Regions from separate parts of the Homo sapiens genome. Here region 2 is linked to region 1. The links are chromatin contacts, found by Hi-C or POLR2A ChIA-PET in ENCODE. All regions are on one chromosome and are shown on one strand. Each heading gives the region's core, a stretch centred on a gene start or an enhancer-like site at or near the end of the contact. The rest is flanking DNA. Distances are from core to core; before and after follow the strand shown. Region 1 holds the start of PHF20 (PHD finger protein 20). Region 2 overlaps DLGAP4 (DLG associated protein 4).

The links. Hi-C counts contacts between places; a loop is a spot of excess contacts on that map. ChIA-PET counts read pairs that join two places held with the same protein, here RNA polymerase II (POLR2A). Pooled maps may share reads with other maps.
Region 2: a loop to region 1 is called in a pooled map, with 5 times the contacts of the local background. The contact joins the enhancer-like site here to the promoter of PHF20 in region 1. A Hi-C loop is called at or near these places in 2 of 37 single-sample maps with no recorded cell type and 15 of 50 pooled maps. POLR2A ChIA-PET finds 5 or more read pairs at or near these places in 1 of 52 experiments (GM12878).

What each region holds. Positions count from the first base shown.
Region 1 is chr20:35,769,979-35,775,056 of GRCh38, reverse strand. PHF20 (PHD finger protein 20) reads right to left here and starts at 3,042. Exons shown (of 18, transcript NM_016436.5): 1 at 2,978-3,042. RefSeq lists silencers at 1,296-1,590, 2,595-2,974.
Region 2 is chr20:36,465,624-36,470,701 of GRCh38, reverse strand. The region is part of intron 7 of DLGAP4 (DLG associated protein 4); the gene reads right to left. Among named protein-coding and RNA genes, the nearest start is that of MYL9, 73 kb to the left of the region's middle. RefSeq lists enhancers at 3,018-3,067, 4,842-5,078 and a silencer at 4,902-5,078. Within about 2 kb of position 2,906, at least 27 of the 41 ENCODE cell types and tissues checked have a DNase peak (open chromatin) inside an H3K27ac peak, as active enhancers do; they include GM12878, where a contact is called at or near this core.

The DNA of each region.
Region 1 (5,078 bases), core at 1,793-4,292:
CACTTTCAGTATACTATATTTTATTAGGTACTGCTCAGACAGACCTCCAGTGATTTTTATAAATTTGGTACTTCCTAATGGCCACATCATCTAACTGTGGGATCTATTTCATTTCTGGAAATAACACAACTTAGTTCTAGGGCTTTCATGCACATGAAATATAAAACAGCTTAGTTGTTCTGAAAACATGACAATGGTTAATTTTATTCAAGTCCCAACACTGAGTTCAGAGCACTTCTCCATAGGCCCCATTAATCTCTCCAGGTTTCTGGGAGTATCATTAAATCCCTCGGCATCCTTAAGAAGCAGGTGCTTAGCAAACATCCAGTTTCCAAATGAGAGTCAGAGGGGCTTGATCCTGAAAGTGTAGTATTTTCCTGCCTTGTCCTACTGGTATAGCTTCTTGGACCTAAAATCTCTCTCCTGCTGAGGCCTCATGCAGCTGCACACTCAAGTACTTCCCAAAAGGAAGAAAGGTCAGAGGTATCATTATCCCCAAGCACTTGGAATTCCAGCTGTGGAGAAATTAATCTGGTTGGGGGTTCAGGCTGAGAAGCCCTGAATAAGATCTGTAAAGGCAGAAGGAAACACAAAAGAAAGAACTATTGAGGCTCTTAAGAGATAGGAGGTCCCAGATATTTGCAGATTTTAATGTGAGGATTGGGGGTAAAGATTGACAAGAGGTTGGCCGGGCTTGGTGGCTCACGCCTGTAATCCCAGCACTTTGGGAGGCGGAGGCGGGTGGATCACGAGGTCAGGAGATCGAGACCACAGTGAAACCCCGTCTCTACTAAAAACAAAAAAATTAGACGGGCGCGGTGTGGTGGGTGCCTGTAGTCCCAGCTGCTCGGGAGGCTGAGGCAGGAGAATGTCGTGAACCCGGGAGGCGGAGCTTGCACTGAGCCGAGATCGCGCCACTGCACTCCAGCCTGGGCGACAGAGCGAGACTCTGTCTCAAAAAAAAAAAAAGAAGATTGACAAGAGGATGATTGGGAGAGAAAAATATCCATTTCCCCACCGACACCCCAGGGACAAGAACAAAAAGAGTATCCAAGGGATTCCTCCAAACGACATCTTTTCTTCATAAAAGATAGTAAGAAAGCCAATATAGGGAAGAAGTTTATGGGCTAGAAGCAGTGCTGGAAAAATCTGAGAGTTTTGTTTGTTTTTGTTTTCCAGCACAAGGAGATAAAGCAAAGGAGAAAACAGTATGCACCTAAACAGAATCTTAGGTCTTCTAGAAGTAAACCACCAGGAGGATTCAGAGTCCTGTGATTAACCAAAGAAATGGTTTCCACTTTGAATCCAGCGCTGGGGGCCCAGGCAGTCCTAGACTTGAGGCCACCTCCAGCACAAGGAAAATCTTTATAGCCACTAGGTAAACAGAACAATTCCAAAGAAAGACAGAAACCAGAAAAATGTTTGGGGATTGGGCAAGCCAAGAGAGAAGAGATCCTGCTAGCGGAAAGATAAAAGATAGGCCTATCAAAAACAATGTGCTGGTAGCCCTTTAGGAGAGGAATCCTTCCCTGGGAGGAGAGGAGAATTCAGGAGGTGTGACTCTGGGAAGTGTGCTCAGAAGAAAAGCCCGCAGAAGCACAGAGAAAAGTGCCGTGCTGAACAAAGATACGCACTCGCCAGAGGAAGAGGAAATGGGTGCACTGACCAGACTGGGGAAAGCACCTCAAGGGGAGTGTGGCTCCAAAAAGGGAAGGAAACTGAGGAATGAAAATGTCTTGGATGACAGAAAAGCTAAACAGGGTAGGAAGGCATGCTCAAAACCACAGACCACTCGCCACCTGGAAATGAGAGGACTCACAAAAAGGTGTGCCCCCCAAATTTAAGAAGCATCTGGAAAGTGGCTGCACTCTGAGAGTTGTATAACTAAAAGGGGTTCACCTCGTACATTTGGGGGGCACAAGAAACAAATATACTCCCAGATATGAAAATGAGTCTCCTTCAGGAAATAAGGTAGTTTGATTTGGGGAACACGTGAAAAGTGTGTAACCCCAATAATACAGTCTCGGGAGAAGGCAGTGAATTCCCTTATTTGTGAAACTGGAAATAAGTACCCATAAACTTCAAAATTTGGACATTGTTTTCGGCCCAACCTCAGGTTTGAAGGGCTGAGGAAAGGAAGTGGCCCCTAAATGTAAGAAATTCCAGAAGGCATGCTGTCAGATTTGGGACCTGGAAAAGGGGAATTCTTCCTTGGAGTAGAGGGGATACAAGAAAGTATCCCAAAACTTTAGCTAATGGACCCCAGATCTGAGGACCCGATAACAGGGTGAACCTCTAAATTGGAACGGAAATGCAGAATCAAATTGGAGGCCCGAAAAAAGGAATGTGCTCCCACTTTGGGGGCTGACGGAAGAGGGTACGCCCTAAATTTGGGGGGGGGAGGGCTTTTAGAAATTTAGATAAAATTCCAGAGCTAGAGCTTAAGAAAGGGGGTGTGCCGCCCAGTTTTCAAAACTATAGAGAAAAGGGACACTCCCATATTTGGGGTCTTGAGAAAGGAATGTGCTCCCCAGAATAGGATAAAAAAAGCCAATTTTAAAAAACATATTCCCAAAGCGCAAGGCAATAGCAGAGGCTGCTGATGAGGCTCTAGGTGCCCACACAGCTCAGGCTCGGGCCCTAGGGCTTACCCGCACCCCCAACACGGCCCGCTCCGCGCCCCGGGCCCGCACCCCACGGCCCAGCCCCCTCGGGCGGCGCTGATTGGCGGCAGCCGCCGCCACTCTTGCGGGTAGCCCCGGGGATTGGGCACCGCTCGCACGCCCGCCACGCTCTCAGCAGCAGTCCCAGGGCCTCCCTCCAGGCTGGGCGAGCGGGGCCAGGCGGGGAGCGGGGCCGGGCAGGGGACCGAAGCAGCGGTGGCGTCCGTCGCCGTCCCCGCCCGCACGGCGCGCGCGCAGCGCGGGCCCGGCCCAACCCGGCCCGGCCGGCCGGCTTCGCCTGGCCGCGAGCTCACCTCACGGCCCCACTCCGGCTGCGCCGCTCCAGGACCAACCGACAGAAGGACTCTGCGTGCTCTGCACCACGTGACCCCCGGGACGCGCCCAGCGTATGCCCCGCCCCCCACACACACGCATCATCGCCACCACCGAGTGACGTAAGGTCCCAGCTGCCCCGCCCCCTGCCCCGTCTGCCCGATCACTGTGGCAACGGCCTGCGCAGGCCACGCCCACTACCCTGACGCGCGGGAAACAGGCCCGCGCCCTAGCAGGAACACGAAGTCCCCACTCACTCGTAATCACTGAGATCACCGAAGCCGGGGAATGGACGCTATCCATCACCCGTTAATTTTGCCACCTAAATGCGTCTCAAAGCTTCCCATTTCTCCATCGAAGCGACCACCATCTCTCTCCAAGATGAAGATGGTTTCCACCCTATTACTCTTCGCCGTTCTAATCCATTCTTCGTACACCGGCAGAGAGGTCTTTTCAAAACGCCATCCCCTGCTCAAAGCTCGTTTCCCTCCCTACTCCGGATTAAGATCTAACTCTTCACCTAGACTATCTACCAGGCTCTTCAAAGTCTGGACCTGACCTGCTGCTTTCTTATCCTCACGAATCCAGCTCCCCCACATTCTCAGTGTCCTTCAACTCCGCTAACAATCCAGGTTCTTCTCATCTCAGAGCCTTTGCACTCATTTCTCCCCCACTTTATCATTAACTCCTAGAAAGGTTTCCAATTGCTGCTAAGGATAAGGAGCTGTATTTTCTCTGGGGACGAAGGTCGGAGTTGAAGCCACCCCAAAAGAATATGAGACCAGGAGCAGTGGCTCACGCCTGTAATCCCAACACTATGAGAGGCTGAGGTGGGTAGATCACTTGAGCTCAGGAGTTCGAGACCAGCCTGGGCAACATAGCTAGACCCCCGTCTCTCCAAGAAATACAACAATTAGCCAGGCGTGAACGTGCGCACCTGTGGTCCCAGCTCAACCTTCTGAGTAGCTGGGACTGCAGGCCCATGCCACCATGCCTAGCTAATTTTTTTTTTTTTTTGAGACACGGTCTCACTGTGTCACCCAGGCTGGAGTGCAGTGGCGCAGTCTCGGCTCCTCATAACCTCCACCTCCTAGGCCCAAGCAATTCTCCCACCTCAGTCTCCCAGATAGCTGGAACCACAGGTGTGCACCTGGCTAATTTTTGCATTTTTTTGTAGAGACGCAGTTTCACGATGTTGCCCAGGCTGGTCTTGAATTCCTGGGCTCAAGCAGTCCACCCACCTCAGCCTCCCAGAGTGCTGGAATTAACACCGTACTTGGCCACTTTTTTTTTTTTTTTTTGAGATAGAGTCTCGCTCTGTAGCCCAGACGGGAGTGCAGTGGTGCGATCTTGGCTCACTGCAACCTCTGCCTCCCGGGTTCAAGCAATTCTTTGCCTCAGCCTCCCAAGTAGCTGGGATTACAGGCGCACGCCGCCACGCCCAGCTAATTTTTTATATTTTTTTTAGTAGAGACGGGTTTTCACCATCTTGGCCAGGCTGGTCTTGAACTCCTGACCTCATGATCCGCGCGCCTCGGCCTCCTAAAATACTGCGATTACAAGCGTGAGCCACCGTGCCCGGCCGAGTTTTTTTTTTTTTTTTTTTAGAGACAGGGTCTCACTTTGTTGACCAGGCTGGTCTCAAACTCCTTGGCTCAAGTGATCCTCCTGCCTCAGCCTCCAGAAATGCTGGAATTACAGGCCTCAGCCAGCAAATCCAGCCTGAGGGGTGCTTTTTAAACCAGGGCTGGAAACTAAGGAGGGTATTGCCTCAGTTGAGGTAGTCAGGGCAAAGAGCAGCCCTTAGGTAGAGACACTGTGGAACCAGGGACAAAAGCTTCAGCTACACTTGCTTGGGCAGTACATGTATTCTATTAAAATTGTAACATGGCTGGGCGCGGTGGCTCACGCATGTAATCCCAGCACTTTGGGAGGCCAAGACGGGCAGATTACCTGAGGTGAGGAGTTCGAGACCAGCCTGGCCAACATGGTGAAACCCTCTCTCTACTAAAAATGCAAAAATTAGCCAGGTGTGGTGGTGCATGCCTGTAGTCCCAGCTACTTGAGAGGCTGAGGCAGGAG
Region 2 (5,078 bases), core at 1,657-4,156, 700 kb before region 1:
ATGTTACTGACAATAGCTGCACGTGATGCTGAGTATTTCTATAAGGAAACCTCAAGACTCGTCACAGTGATTAGGTGTCTGGGTAGGACAGGGACTAATTTTTCATTGGGCTTTTTTTTTTTTTTTAACCAAGTTTGAATTTTTTTAAACCAACATACATGTATTGCTTTTTCAGTAAAAATATAACTTTTACACACAAAAAAAACCTCCAGCAAAACGTATCCAGAGATGCCTCTTCCTAGATCTCAGGTATCAGACTCCCTGGGTTGGGAGGGGAGGCAGGACCCAGGCACACAGATTTTGAAATGTCTCCTCAAGGGCTGCTGGTCTAGCCTTGCAGAACAGGCAGTCAGCCTCTGAGAGTAGACTGAGGAAGCCTGGACACTGTGGGGCTCTGGGGTGTGGAGGAGAGTGCCAGGGAAGACTGTGGGAAAACTTGACTTTGAGGCATAGGAAGGATTTGAAGAAGGCTTTGAATGCTGACCATGTACAGCTGGGATGAGAGGGTTCCTACAGGAAGGACGGGAAATTAAGTGAAACTGATAAGGGAGGGGAAGGGGAAGGAAGGTCTCTCAGTATGGGATCCTGGCAAGTCCCTTTCCTCCGAGATTTAGTTCCTACTCATGGGAAAGGAAGGGGCTGGGCCAGAGTCCTTTTCAGACCTGCTATCCTAGGACCTTACTTTATTTCATCTCATTTAATATTAAAGGAGGTGGGGAGGGTCCCCAGCTCAGCACATGGCCATAGAGCTCCACACCTGTGCAGAGTGTAATCAAATATTTGGAGGCTGCAGAAAATTCACACAAGGATCTTAGGTAAAGCAGCCCTTGGGCAACGTTCCCCCAGGGAGAAGGAGCAGATGGCCTTCTGCTGAGATGCCCTTCCTCACCCTGTTAATAATTAAGCCATTCCTGAAGACCTCTTTTGTTACTTTTTTTTTTTTTTTTTTGAGACAGAGTCTTGCTCTGTTGCCCAGGCTGGAGTGCAATGGCGCGATCTCGGCTCACTGCAACCTCCACCTCCCGGGTTCAAGCAATTCTCCCGCCTCAGCCTCCTGAGTAGCTGGGATTACAGGCATGTTCCACCACGCTCGGCTAATTTTTGTATTTTTAGTAGAGATTGGGTTTTGCCATGTTGGCCAGGCTGGTCTCGAACTCCTGACCTCAGGTGATCCGCCCGCCTCAGCCTCTCAAAGTGCTGGGATTACATGCGTGAGCCACCATGCCCAGCCTCTTTTGTTACTTTTGAAGTTCGGTTTGCAGAGACTTATGCCTTGGCTTGCTTTATACCAAGATGCTCCAGGATAAGGGCTCACGGGCTGCAACAGTCTAGACCTAAGCCACAGGCCCAAACTACAGGGACCTGAAGTGGAGAGGGCCCAGGATGCAGGTTAGGAGCCTGGGGTGGATCCTGGCTAGATCTCGGTGTGCTGCTGCTGCAGACTCTGGGAGGTCAGAAACTAAGTCTTTAAGGCAGCTCTGTCTGTCAGTGTTTCCCCAGGGCCAGCTCACTGCCAGGCACAGAGCAGCACTTAATAAATATTTATTGAATAAGTAGCTCAGCCACAGTGAGCTTGGTCAAGCCTCTTTCTACCAGTGAACCTCAGTTTCCTCTTCTGAAAAACAAGGATGATAAGAATAGTAATACTTTCCAAAGTTGGATAAAGATCTACTGAGATAATGTGTATGAAAGTGCTCTGCAAATCAAAACAAACTAAACAAATATTAAAGATCCAGAACCAACGTGCTGAAACAAAACAAAAAGAATGAATATACGGGAGAATGAGCAAATTTACGAGAAAGCAACTGGCTCCAGATGGTCATCAAATGAATTACTACAATGGAAAGGGACAGCATAGGTCACTCTAGTCCACTGTTCCAAAGTCCAAATAGCATTTCTCAGGCCACCTCTGTTCCAAAGGAGCAAAAAATCTCTCAAAACCTTTGTCCAGATTTTGGTATGACGAACACGGTTACAGTTACAATTGTACCCTGCATACCACTGGGCTCAGAGTATCTGCCAAAGCAAACTGGCATACAGATGCTGGGTGTTTGCTGGAGGCAAGGGACCAGCAGGGTGAGGGGCACCTGGAGGCTGTGCCTGCCATGTGGTTGCTCTGCCTCATGACCAAGTTTGTGTTCAGAGGAGTGTGGGCTGCACACAGAGAGAATGATTGGCTGGGAGGCCTCGGCCAAGCCATCAATTTCCTGGCTGTACACTGGGACCAACCACTGCTGCCTCCCATGGTAGCCACTGTGTAAGCACTAGTCCCCTTCCCTTTCCCTCTGCCCACTGGGGATTCCTGGCTGCAGCCTGAGAAATGAGTCCTAGCCTCCGTCACTTGGCTCTCCTGTGCAAGGCACCTTGGAGACAAGTCCCTTCCCGCCTTTGTGGGTGACTGATTGCGTTGGCTGGGCCCCTCTCTGGTGGGGGCTGGCTGAGAATTCCAACAGACCCAGTGGTGGACATGCCTACTATCAGACTGGACATATACACAGCACAACTCCGGAACCTTCTCACAGTCCAGTGTGTAAAACTGCTTGTGTGAGGGTCCCTAGCTCCTCTGACTCTTCCACCTTTAAGGAATTCTAAACTGGCACCCTGACCTTCAGGATCCTTAGAAAGCAAGATTTGTGGGCTTTTAGGATAAATGTGCTTGCTCCTAATTAAAGGGAAAGAAGGCTCAGCCCCTTGGGACCCTAAAAGCAGGAGTTCCCTTTCCAAGAAGCAGAGCTGAGCTGTGGGAAGAGACACGGTTTGGAGACAGTTGGCCTTGGGCCTGAGCTACCTTTTCCTTATCTGCAAAACAGGGATGGGAAGTCCATCTGCCTCTGGCTTATTGTACAGATTTCATGAGCGCCCTTGTGGAGCCCCTGGCGCAGAGCCAGGCAAACAGCAGGTGTACAAGAAATGTGCTCAGACTGCTACTTCCTGCCCCAAACCAGCAACACCCAACATTTTCCCTTCTGGCCCATCAGAGCGCTGGCCAAGCTTTCCTAAGGGAGCACAGCATCCTCTGCTACCCCAATTGGCTCTTCCCACTCCCATGGGCCCCACCCAAACCTCACCCTCTTGTGTCATCTGGATGCCTGCAAAGCCTCCTCCCTGTTGTGATTTTTATTCATTCCAATTTACCCAGCCTGATTCATCCTCTGGAAAGTCTTCCAGTTGTGCTACCTCTGCTCTAAAACCTTCCATGCCTCCCCAGTGCCTCTGCTTTTCAGCTGTTTAACACTGCCTACAACCTCCTGGCTCCACCCAGATTTTCCAGCCAGAGCCCTGATGCCTCAGCAAAACTAGCATACTGCTGTTTCCCTAAATGCACACTTATCATCCAGCCATGCCCTCTGCACCCACCTCCCTGGAATGTCGGCACCACCCTCTGCCTCTGCAAATCCAGCTCCCCTCAAAGGGCTCTTGTTTCCTCTGGCTCATGCTCACTTCTTCCTTCTCAGACAATGCTTTTCCTCAGCAGACGCTTAATTACAGAGTGTCACACAGTCTCTCATAATTGTAGGCTTGTCTTCTTGTCAGACCATAAGTTCCTCAGGGCAGAGACGCCTTGTCTGTCTATTAATCCCCATCCTCTCAGAGCCTGGCCCAGGGCTAGGAAGGCAGGGCCGAGAGAAGGGGGGGGGAGAGAGAGAGAGAGAGAGAGAGAGAGAGAGAGAGAGAGAGAGAGAGGAGAGAGAGAGAGAGAGAGACAGAGACAGAGAGAGAGAGAGAGGAGAGAGACAGAGAGAGAGAGAGAGAGACAGAGAGAGAGAGAGAGAGAGCAAGAGCGAGAGACTCGCTTTGACCACTTGGGACCACTTCTCTTGCTCCTATCCCATGAGGAAACTGTTCACTGGCCAAACCAGACCTCAGGGCTCCAGGCCAGTGATGTACAGAGACGAGGGAGCCCGGGGGAGGGAGGCAGAGATGTGGCTCTAGTCTTGCTCTGGGATCCTAGGCATCCCTACCCGTCCCTGGGCCTGCCTCCATGCTGTGGAACAGCCATGTTTTAGCTCTAGAATGTGGCTTGTATTTCTCTTTAAGGTAGCCTTGGTTTCTAAGAATGGGTGGGTCTGTCTGTTAACACAGCTGATTCCAGCACAGGTTGAGTGAGGAAAGGCAGCCACAGTCAGGTCTGGGAAATCTGGGAACCCGAGAGAGATTTACACCACACACCTCATCAACCTCATTACATTCCTGTAAGGACTAGACTTCATTCCTGCTCAGGTGTTCAATTCCACAGCCTGCACCCTGGCCCAGTCTGACTTGACAGTGCCTGCTGCCAGGACCAAGTAGGGGAAAGGTGACTTGCTTCTGAAAACCACCAATCCCCACACAAAACAAAGCTGATGATGGTGATGACTGCCATTTATTGAGGGGCTGTTACTACACGAGTTCTCATTTCCATCCCAATCTGATAGGGAGGAAAACGGAGGTACAGAAAGCTGACTAATCCAAGGTCACACAGCAACAAGCTAGGCTGTCATGCAAACCAGGGTCCTCTCAGTTCAGCTTTTCCCAGGTTGCAGCCGACAGGCTCTCAGCACCAGCATCCTCTAGAGAGCTGGTTTAAAAACCTAGGGGCATGTGATTCCTGCCCCAAGACCTGCCAAATGAGAGTGTCTAGGGATGGAGCTTTATAAAGACAAGAAACCCAAATTTTATATATGAGAAAACTGAGGCACAGAAAGGTGGCGTGACCTGCCAAGGTCATGCCGTAAGCATCCTCAGGAGTCCTGCTGGGACTCCAGAGCCAGCAAGGACAAACTTCCTGGGGGAGGTGGCATTTGACAGTGTGGGCCTCTAGGGGAAGAGAGGGCACTATAGGGGAAGAGGACAGCATTAATAAAGGCTGAAGCGGGAAAGGACAGGCAACAACTTCTCAAAGTGGCTAGGGGAAGGAAGAAATACATACAGAACCACGATGACAGCCTTCCCGCAAGAGCCCATCTGAGCTTCTGGGAAGAAAGCCTGTGTGGCATTTACAATCTGCAGGTCTCCAGCAGTGGCCCTCTGGGTGTGTCTGGTTGCTGCTCAGGATGAGAAAGCCACGGGAGGTGGTGACTCAGTCCCCACCCAGCCTC